2 separate regions of the Mus musculus genome follow, and region 1 is linked to region 2. The links are chromatin loops, found by intact Hi-C in ENCODE. Cell type or tissue: left cerebral cortex. All regions are shown on one strand. Links, peaks and the distances in the headings refer to the core of each region. The heading gives the core; the rest is flanking DNA.

Region 1 (5,378 bases), core at 320-5,319, 290 kb after region 2:
GTACCCATGGGGACTTTCCCTTCTTTGAGAAGGGGAGGAGGTAATAAGGGAAGGGGTATGTGAGGGTGGAAATGGGAGGAGAGGAGGGAAGGGGTGGCATTTGGGATGTAAAGTGAGTAAATTGAAAGAGAAAAGTTATCATGACTTCAGTTTGACAAAACATTTTCCAGATATGATATACATAACATCATCAAGATTTAGTCTTGTGTTTTCTGCTAAAAACCGTTATAGTTTTTAGCTATAGTATTTAGGATTTCCACTTATTTTGAGTTACTCTTGTGTCTGTTGGGAGGTAAGGTTCCAGCTTCATTCATTTGCATGTAGCCATCCAATTATCTCAGCATAATTGCCCCTCCCAGCATCATTTTCTTTTTTTCTTTCTTTTTTTGGTTTTTCGAGACAGGGTTTCTCTGTATAGCCCTGGCTGTGCTGGAACTCACTCTGTAGACCAGGCTGGCCTTGAACTCAGAAATCTGCCAGATTCTGCCTCCCAAGTGCTGGGATTAAAGGCGTGCGCCACCACCAACCGGCTATAAACCAACCTCTTAATGACCACTGTCACGTCCTTGTTGATCTTCAAGACCAGTGCTGTGGTGGAATGGGCAGACCTGACTGGTGAACAACACTATCACCCACTTGTGTGTGTGTATGTGACCATCTACCTTCAGAGTCCTTAACCATTTTAAATTTGTTCCCAGGTCAGTAACTTAGTGCTGCCTTCTATTGCCAATGTTATTAGCAGACTTTGAACATATTAGGGACAAGACAAACAAAAGAGAAAATGATACACAAAGCTGATGTCTTTGTTAAGTTAGAGTTTTATTGCTCTGAAGAAACACCATGACCACAGCAACTCTTATAAAAGATAACATTCAACTGGGGCTGGCTTGCAGTTTCAGAGGTTGAGTCCACTCTCATCATGGCAGGAAGCATGGAAGCTTACAGGCAGGCATGGTGCTAGAGAAAGAGTTGAGAGTGCTACATCTTGATCTGCAAGCAGCAGAAGGAGACTGTGTGCCACACTGGATGTAGCTTGAACTTGACCTCAAAGCCTGCCCATTCAGTGACACACTCCCTCCAACAGGGCCACACCTCCTAATATTGCTACTCTTTATGAGCCAAGCATTCAGACACATGCATCTATGGACGCCATTCCTAACTAATGTCTCACTGTGTAGCGTGTTATGCAGAATTACTTTACCTTTGTCCTGGGCTTCTTTGTATGACCTCAAGAATATTCTTTTCCAGCACTGCTCTTGCGGAGGATCCAATCTCAATTCTAAGCATCCACATCAGGTGGTTTATGACCACCTGTAACTCCAGCTCCTGGGGGCACCTGCATTTATGAGCACATACAACTCTAATATACATAATTAATAATTAAGATTAAAGTAAAAAATCCAATGTATAAAAGCTTTTGTCTTCTTCCTCCTCTTCCTCTCTCTTTCTTCTTCAATCCCCTGCCTCAGTGACTTTCTTGTTTAGTAACTTGGGTCAATGATAATACCTCCACTGACAGTGGTAAGGATCTAATATTGCTCCCCGGAGAGTCATGGGTTCTGTTGCCCAACACATATTCATTCTGGGAAGTCAATTGTTTGGCACACTTTCTTCCTTTCTTCTGACCACAAACACCAGGCGATTACTTATCTGTTTCCAAGAATTTACCGGTACATAAATCTCTCTACCAACACATGTAGTAAAATCATCGCTCCTTTATAGAAATGGTTTCTGAGGTCAGCACTTGATATTTTCTCAAGAGGGCTCCTCGTAGCTGGCATAGCCTGAGCTCTTGCCCTATAGAGCAGCCAGTCTGTGGCTTAGCTTGGTCTTTGCCCCTGCTCCCAATGGTCAATCACAGTTTCTATTTAGAACCTGCTTCTCCAAGCTCTGTTGCAAATGGGTTTTCTTAGTTTGTTGTTTTCTTAGTTAGCTTTATTGCTGTGAAAAACACCATGATCAATTCAACTCTTATAAAGGAAAACATTTGATTGGGGCTGTTTTACAGTTTCAGAGGTTTAGTCCATTATCACCATGGCAGGAAGCTTGGCAGTGTGCCGTCAGACATGGTGCTGGGGAAGAAGCTGAGAATTCTACATCTTGATCGGCAGGCAGCAGAAGGAAACTGTGTCACACTGGGTGTAGCTTGAGCGTAGGAGACCTCAAAGCCTGCCCCAACAGTGATACACTTCCTCTAACAAGGCCACACTTCCTAATAGTGCCACTCCCTAAGTCCAACCATTTAAACATGTGGGTCGATGGGGCCATACCTATTCAAACCAACACAGGAGTGAATTTTTTTGTGGAGATTAGGAATTCCCTCTTTTTATGTCCCCTTCCTTTTTTTTCTCTAAGTGAATTCTCTGAGCCAGCAGTCTAGTGTTTTTTGGGTAAGGACTGACTACAGCAAGCTTTGCTGTCCTAGATACTCAGTGGAGGGATAAGGGCAGCTTCCAGGGCTCCTCCCATTTTGCTTCTTCTGGCACAAATCCACCCCTGCACTGGCCGTTGCTAAGGTGACAGGGCTCCAGTCTTCTCCACATGCCAAGAGCAAGGTTGGACATCCTTTTTATAAGTGGACTGAGCAGCAGAAGGGAGCAATCTCTTTAGTGAGTTCCCACCTAACAAGACATCATAGAGACAGGAAGGGAAATGGTGATGTCCTTGTCCTGCAGAAAAGAAATCCTCCTGGAGATAGAGGGGGAGGGAACCCTGTGTTCTCAGCTGTGTCAGCTGAAGCAGAGTTGGTACGGAGTCAGGAGAGAGGGCATGTTGTCAGAGTTGTTAGGGTCAGAGCATTGGCCCTGGCAGCTAACAAGCTAGGCTTGTCTTCCCATCCTCAATAGGACAATTAAAGAAGCAAATAATGGTGAGAAGCAGAGAAAGGAGATTTATTTACTCTCTGTGGCTACATTGAGAAGAGGAGGAGATGAAGGGACCCAATGACCCCCAAATCCATCTTTTGAGTCCTAAAATGAGGCTTGATTTAAGTAGAGGGCACTAGATAAATTATACACAAGTACACAGACCTGGTCAAGGTCCAGCCATGCCTACTGACTCATCCTTGTCTTGGGTCTAGTCTCTCCTGCGGGCACTCTGACATGTTGACAGAACTGTGAAGTCTCTTTCAGGGAGTCGGACTCGTCCTCTGGCTGCATCCGCCTTTTGCTTCTCCCAGCAAGAGACTTCTGGTGAAAATTCCAATGTCCTCTGATTCTGTGGTTGTAATATTCTGATAATCAAAAGGAAGGAGCTTTGGAACGATCTCCTCACATGTTAGGATGATTAAATGGAGCTGGATGTGTTTGAACCACGCTTTGCCTTTGGTACAAGATTCTCATGAGCTGCTGTTTCTTCATGTGCTCTTAGGATTATTTCTAGGAAACGTTAAAGGGTTCTTTCTCTACTAATAGTTTGTGTGGAGAGCTGGGCATGGCTGCTTGTTGCGATCTATGACGAAAATACAATTGTGGATGCAAAACTCAGAGTGAAGACTTCTTTGCTTCCTACTTTCCTTTAAGTGATGTTCACTTTGGCCTCCGTTGTGTATTGCTACCTGCTCAATAATCTCTTTTTTCTTTTTGTTCAATGAAAGTAGTTTTTTAATACAATGTATTCTAGCAAAATTCCCCCCCACCCCCCAGTTCCTCCTTCCTTCCCTTCCCATCTGAATCTACATCCCTTTTTCTCTCCTTAGAAAACAAACAGGAATCTAAGTAATAATAATAAAATGAAATAAGATAAACCAATAACAAAAAAAAAAAATCAAAATATGACAAAACAACCAAAGAAGAAAAAGATCCAAAGAAAGAAGCACAAGAAATATGTATCAACCTGGGCAGTGGCAGCGCACGCCTTTAATCTCAGCACTTAGGAGGCAGAGGAAGGCAGATCTCTGTGAGTTCAAGGCCTGCCTCGTATACAGAGTGAGTTCCAGGATAGCCAGGGCTACACAGAGAAACCCTGTTTCAAAAAAAAAGGGGGGGGGGAAGAAATATATATCAATGCACAGACACCATGTATACACACTCATAGCAGTCCCAAACCAGAAGCCCTAATGTATACATGAAAGGACCTATAAGGTAGAAAAATTAAAACAAACACTTGCCCTGACTTAACATTCGGAGACAAAGAACCCCCAAAAGATCCTGCTGCATTCATTTTGTGTGGGTGATCTGTGCCCTTCCCCCAGCCTCGAGCCAAGCTAAACAGACCTTGAGTGCTTGCCACAATGGGACCCAGGTGGAGTCATCTGCTTTGCTGCACCTGCAACCTCCTATAGGAACTTAGAAGAATAGACTGCCCCTGAGCTTGCTTTGCAACATAATCCAGCTGAAACAAAGGATGGGTTTTGTGGGTTTTCCCTTTATAGCTGCAGAATTAAGCTTTGTGCCTTGATGAGAACTTGTGTCTTAGCTTCATCCTTCTCTTGCACTCCTTTTCATTTCCAGCTCCCCTTTCAGGTAGATCCAGTTCTCCATGGCCGCTGGAGGCTATAGTGATCTATTGCTGAGCATGGGGCCTATCCGTAATGCTGTGGTCCATACCCGGCTCTTCTTCTCTCTTGGCTCTCTCTTGAAGGTAAGAGGACAGGGATGAGCATAGGCGTGGGCAAGACTTGTTTTGTTTGTTTGTTTTGAGATAGAGTTGCTGTTTAATAATAAAACATGTACCTATCTTAAGTCTAAATCACTTTGGTGTGATAGCTGACCTCTTTGAGTTCTCTTTGGGCCAGAAACTGCAGTCTCTGGCATTAGCACCTCACCATAAAACAGTAGGGGATTAAGTAAAGGTTTAATTGCTAGAACCTTTTCCCTTTTGTCCAGATGCCTCTCATTTGTTGGGCTAGGGGAAGTTTGGAGCAATAAACTTCTATTGAACCAGGAGAAGAGAATCACACTCACAGAAGGAAAAACTTTTACACAAGCAAATATGGATTAAACGTACAAAAATCCATATGCAAATTAATGCACACATATTAATAAATTTTCATTCAAATCAGTTGGGCACAACTTTCCTACTATCTCATAATTACATACTCACACACACATACATCCATACTTACATATGTGTATGGAGCAAAAGACCAAGCGCCAGTGCAGAAAGAACTCACTCATTCTGGATGAAAAATGAGCTCCAATCTTTAATGCATACAGAAAGAAAAAGCTTCTATCCTTTTATTGCTACATGAATTAAAACCAAGTCTGTAAGAAGAAAGCTTTGTTCTCTTTAGCCTTGTTATTAAGAAAAGACCTGTTCTGTCCCATGGTAAGGAGAAGCCTGCCTGCTCCTTCTGCTCTCTCTGCAGCTTCTTCTTTTTTCCTCTTTTCCTCTGCATTCTGCACATTGCTCTCTCAATTTTTTAAGTTGCCTTATAT
Region 2 (5,378 bases), core at 206-5,205:
CTCACTCTCAGTCACCTGAACAGTGAGGCAGCTGGAAAAGACAATCACTACTGCAGCCCTGGGCTCCCTCTGCCTCATTCTGTCAGTGTGTCCCCGTGAAAGAGCTCAGTGCTTCAGGAAGGAAGGAGAAGCAGCAAGGATAGTTAAGCTGCAGTCACCAGGGGCTGCTCTGTCATTACACAAAGCCAATAGCCAGGCACAGGCAGAGACCGCCTGCTTCAAATGGCAGATTCCATGGAAATCTGCCACCTGACTGACACGCATCTGACTAAAAGATAATACATCCTACCGAATGGCATACCTTGGGAAAAGTATACTACTTCACTGACTTCCTCTCTAGCTTACCTTGTGGGAATTATTTAATCCTATACTTGGTGCTTCTTGTACCTGCCCCACAACTGGTGGCTGCTCTGCAGGCCTCTGGGAAGGAGGTGGAGGGAGGGGCCGATTAGTTCTGTGCGTGCGCTGAAGGGTGGCAGCCACAAAATCAGCAGCCGAGGGCTGCTCAGCCAGGACCCTGCTGGCCTCGCTGTTGCTCGGTTCCGCTCTTGCTGGAGTTGCCATCATGTAAGCCATGGTGGCTGTGCTGGAATTCTCTTCAGGGGACCCAGAGAGAGGGTGGTGGGCTTTGTCCCTAGGCAAAGTAGAAGGCATGGGAGATTTGTCTGTAAGTTCTGAGGAATGGTGGGGTTTATCCACACTGGTACCAAGGTAAGAGAGGGGCTGATCTCCACAGGAGAAATGGAGTGGAGACTGGTCCTGCTCCAAAAAGGAGACAGTGGACACGCTGCTCTTCCCAGCGTGGTCTTCAGGGAAACTTCCATGATCATCAGACTTCTCTGAGTCTGTTAAGGGAGCTGAAGTGCTTCTAGCCTTTTCTGGATCCCCAGATATATGGTTTCGATGTAGCGAATTCCCTATTAAGTCTACTTGGTGGAGTTGCTCCCCAGAGTCAGTTGTGTTGGACTGGGTGGGACCTCCCATAGCTGCTGCCTCAGGGAGAGGCTGGTTACAGTTTCCGAGTCCATTGATCTGCGGGTGGAACTGCTCTGCTGGCCGGTCCGTTTGGAAACAGGTTTTATCTAGAGTAAGGCTAGAGTAGGAACTAGGCAGCTTCTCTTCAGATGGAACGACTGCCGTGTCTCCATAACTAGTGCACCCAGCCTGGGAAGCCCCTGGTCTCTTCAGTGTCTGACTTGAGGCTTGCTGTGCAGACTCAGCTAACGCTAGTGCCAACATTCGGGCGACATTTTTCGGAGGCGGTGGTGGTGGGATAAGAGAGACTGAACTGACAGGAACGGGATCCTGAGGGGGGTCATGGGTAACTGCTCCTAGTGGGAAATTGGGAAAAAAAATTAGAATGAAAAGGTAGCTTATGTTACCCTATACGGAAAGCCAAACACTCCCCATGTGATCACTAAAAACATAAAAATATGCCTTCCATATTTCAAAATTGCAATCCATGATCTTCTATCCCACATGCAAATGCTGCTGAAACCACATCTGGTTGAAAGGGAAACTACCACAGTGTTAAAGGCTGCCAGTCCTCTTGAACTGCTACAGAGGGTGGAGGGAAGCAGGCCTCCACTGACTTAGAAAAGGTCACTTAGAGCACAAGCTTCCAGTGCTCAGACTGTGATGGTACTGCTACACTGGCTTGTCAACTTGTAAGGCTAGAATAGAATATGCATTAGAAGAGAAAACAGAATCAAGAGCTACACAGTTGTGCAAAAATTATCCATGAATCCTGACTGTCCAGAGACTTAAGGGGTCCTTTGTGAAGGCTCGCAGCAGGACCATGGGCCCTTTGGGGAGTTTTGTTTGCTTCATTTTAGTTTAGGGCTTTGAGCCCTCAGCACCATTCAGAAAAACATTCTTTGATTCTAGCCTAGCTGTGGAGAAGGCTCTCTTAAAAGGCACAGATGGCACACAGGACGGAAGACCCCTTTTAGCTTAGAGAAGGAACGGAGGAGAACAAACAGTACCTGTCTGACTCTGTCCAGACGGTACAGCCTTGCTCTGACTGCTCAGGACAGGCCGCTCCTCTGTCCCTGGCAACTCTACTTCTTCAGCTGCCCCCTGTTCCAGGGGCTGTGCTTCTGGTTCACAGGTCTCCTGTGCCTCTCTCTCACCTGCTTTCATCTTTCCTAGCTGCAGCTGGGTGGGGGATCTATTTATGACATCTCTTTCTTCCACACTTTTGTCCCAAGATGTAGGTGATGCATTCTGAGCTACAGTATTGGAGACCGTACCGATGACTTCTGATACCCGAGGTGGGAGAGTCACTGAAATAGGCTCAGATATGTTCATGGAAGGAGATTTGCTTAGCTTCCGCCCAATCTTCGGAGAGAAAGCATAAACAACCTTTTCTGTAAATGAAGATGGCTTAGAAGACTTGTCGTCAGTGGGGCTCAAGTCCAGGGTGAAAAACGGACTCAGTTTCTCCTGGACTGGAGATACAGGTTCGGAACTTGCGGTGCTTCCTGGAGTCTGTGACTGGCTACCACCTGCTTCTGCATCCTTCTTACTGGGACTCAGTTTATCCCTGGTATAACCTAATGAATCCAGAAAGGAAGCACCACTCTCCAGACACTCTGACTCAGCTTTTGGAGGACTACATTGAAATGACATGGGATCAAAGTCCAGACTGGCCACTCCGATGTCTGGTGGACTCAAGTCAACATCCTCAGCCGAATGAGGAGACACAAGAGCTGGAATGTGGAGCAGCCCCACTTCCTCTTCACTCTCGTTGTCGTGGGGCAGATTGTCATAGGAATTGCACCGGTTCCCCAGCACGTCGCCATTGAAAGAGGCAGAGAGCGCATCGCTGCTGGATCTGGGTCTTCTAGGTCGGAACAACTTGGAATCACCTGGTAAAAATGGACAGCAATGTCAGAGCATGGCTGTCACAGGACACAGCACCACCACTAGTCACCTATCTAGTACAGCAGGAATCATGCAACTTCAATCTCTCGTCCCATGAACTGTCTCTGGGTGTACAAACATCAGTTACATTTGTGGCAAAAGAACTTCTAAATAAAACACTAATTAAAAAGCACATGAACTACAGCTGATCCACAGCCTGGGTAAGAAAATGGCAAGAGACTCTTGGATTGTATGCCAAACTCAACATTGACAACTGCTATGACTTTGGGCAAATGTTCCTACTTTCTTTGTGTCTTATTTTATCACTGGTCTCATATTTGACTTGCAAGGTAGAAGTCATCACTGAAAGTAGCACCTTGGGTATCAAATAGTAACAAAAGGTTGTTTATTATGGGGAAATATCCTTATGGTACCCCAGACAAGAAGAAATGATACTTCTTCCTAATTAAAAAGTATTTACACACATTTAATAAAGCACTCTATTCACACACTTAAAATCCTTCCTTCTTTTCCAATGAAAACAGGCTTTTCACTTTCCAAGCAAATCCAAGTGGCACAGCTTAGCACAACACTTGCTTTCATAAAGTCTGATTCTGAATTTTAACTTAAGCTGTAACCACACCTCCCTCCAGTATCTGCCAGGTGATGTTGGTCCTTTGGAGGCAGACTCACTTTAAGGTGCCAGGTCCAACTACTAATGACCCTTGAAGACCACCCATCATTAACAAATGAGTCTCAAAGCTGCTCCAGTTACCAAATCTAAAGGAAACAGTGACACTCACTTTTAAGCACTGACAAATATAAATGTTTGCTTTGAAACATTTCAGCCATTTTACATAAACAGTATTTGTTGCCAAAATACCACACCATATTAAAATATCCATGAGTTTTAACTGAACCATACTTAATGCTAATAGTACTGGAAGTGATATTTCACAGCCTTCTTGCTAAGTATATATTCATAACATTGCTGCCTCTGTGTGTTTTATGTAATCCATCCGAGGACACTTTAGTCTTACCGTCAACTGCATGGAGAGAAGTAAGGGACTCTTCACTTTTAGCTGAGCGGAGGGTTCCTTCTGCCCTGCCACCTAAATAATAAAAACCAAGCAGTGTAAAGCCTGTGATTGATTGTTAAGGACTATACAGTTAAAGGGTCTGGACTTTCCCTAGCAACACTTGAATCTCCAAGTGTGATGAGCTGTCCATTTCGCAGTCATATTCAGCTTACTATCCCAGTATGGAATGTGCTGCATCATTCTGTTTCCAGTGTGGGGAAAAAAAATAAAACAAACAACTTTCCAAAGCCTACGAACTTGAGCCCAAAGGTGAACTAAAAGATTCTCTTCTTATAAGTTTCCAAAAGACCAACTTGGTAACCTTGGGTGATGTCTTTACAACTCTTATTTTTACTCGTATGCACATGTTCATGTGAGTATGCCCCACGTGTATGCCAGGGACCGAGGAGGCCAGAGAGGGTAAGGGATCCCTCGGAGGAGTCTCTGCTGCTAGGAAGCAAACTCAGTCCTTTAGAAGAGCTTTCAGCCGGGCGTGGTGGCGCACACCTTTAATCCCAGCACTCGGGAGGCAGAGGCAGGTGGATTTCCGAGTTCCAGGACAGCCAGGGCTACAGAAAGAAACCCTGTCTCAAAAAACAAACCCCCCCCAAAAAAAAAAAAGAAAGAAGAGAAGAGAAGAGAAGAGAAGAGAAGAGAAGAGAAGAGAAGAGAAGAGAAGAGAAGAGAAGAGAAGAGAAGAGGAAAGGAAAGGAAAGGAAAGAAAAGAAGAGCTTTCAGCCACTGAGCCACTCCTCCAGCCCCTCTGATGACATCTTACAGTGGCTCCTTTCTTCAAGGAGGGTGAAAATAAAAGACAAAGAGACATAGAGAAGAAGGCCCCATGAAAACATGGAGTTGTGCTACTTAAAGGCAAGAGATGTCATAGTTTGGAGGCTAATTATGGGATGGATCCCTGGATATGGCAGTCTCTAGATGGTCCATTTAGCCTCCAAACGATGACACCATTGCATACACTAGCAAGCCTTTGTTGCAAGGACCGTGATATAGCTGTCCCTTGTGAGACTAGGACGGGGCCTAGCAAACACAGAAGTGGATGCTCACAGTCAACTATTGGATGGATCACAGGGCCCCCAATGGAGGAGCTAGAGAAAGTATCCAAGGAGCTAAAGAGATCTGCAACCCTATCGGTGGAACAACATTATGAACTAACCAGTACCCCAGAGCTCTTGTCTCTAGCTGCATATGTATCAAAAGATGGCCTAGTCAGCCATCACTGGAAAGAGAAGCCCATTGGACACGCAAACTTTATATGCCCCAGTACAGGGGAATGCCAGGGCCAAAAAATGGGAATGGGTGGGTAGGGGAGTTGGGGGGGGAGTAGGGGGGGACTTTTGGGATAGCATTGGAAATGTAATTGAAGAAAATACGTAATAATAATTAAAAAAAAGGCAAGAGATGCTGGGAGCCGTAAGG

The links. Peaks named below come from ENCODE experiments on the same cell type or tissue, not always from the same donor. Only the 100,000 strongest peaks of a DNase experiment are listed, where the experiment ranks them.
Region 1: it touches region 2 in a loop (2.3-fold over the local background); 4 of 42 quality-filtered maps call a loop at or near these places.

The regions. Positions count from the first base shown.
Region 1 is chr9:31,959,565-31,964,942 of GRCm38, reverse strand. No RefSeq gene overlaps it. Among named protein-coding and RNA genes, the nearest start is that of Barx2, 49 kb to the right of the region's middle. In left cerebral cortex, for the core only: no CTCF peak of the experiment used is centred there; a DNase peak (open chromatin) is centred at 2,482.
Region 2 is chr9:32,252,666-32,258,043 of GRCm38, reverse strand. Arhgap32 (Rho GTPase activating protein 32) reads right to left here. Exons shown (of 23, transcript NM_001370958.1): 20 at 3,906-3,977; 21 at 1,986-2,870; 22 at 346-1,331. Among named protein-coding and RNA genes, the nearest start is that of Kcnj5, 89 kb to the left of the region's middle. In left cerebral cortex, for the core only: no CTCF peak of the experiment used is centred there; no DNase peak of the experiment used is centred there.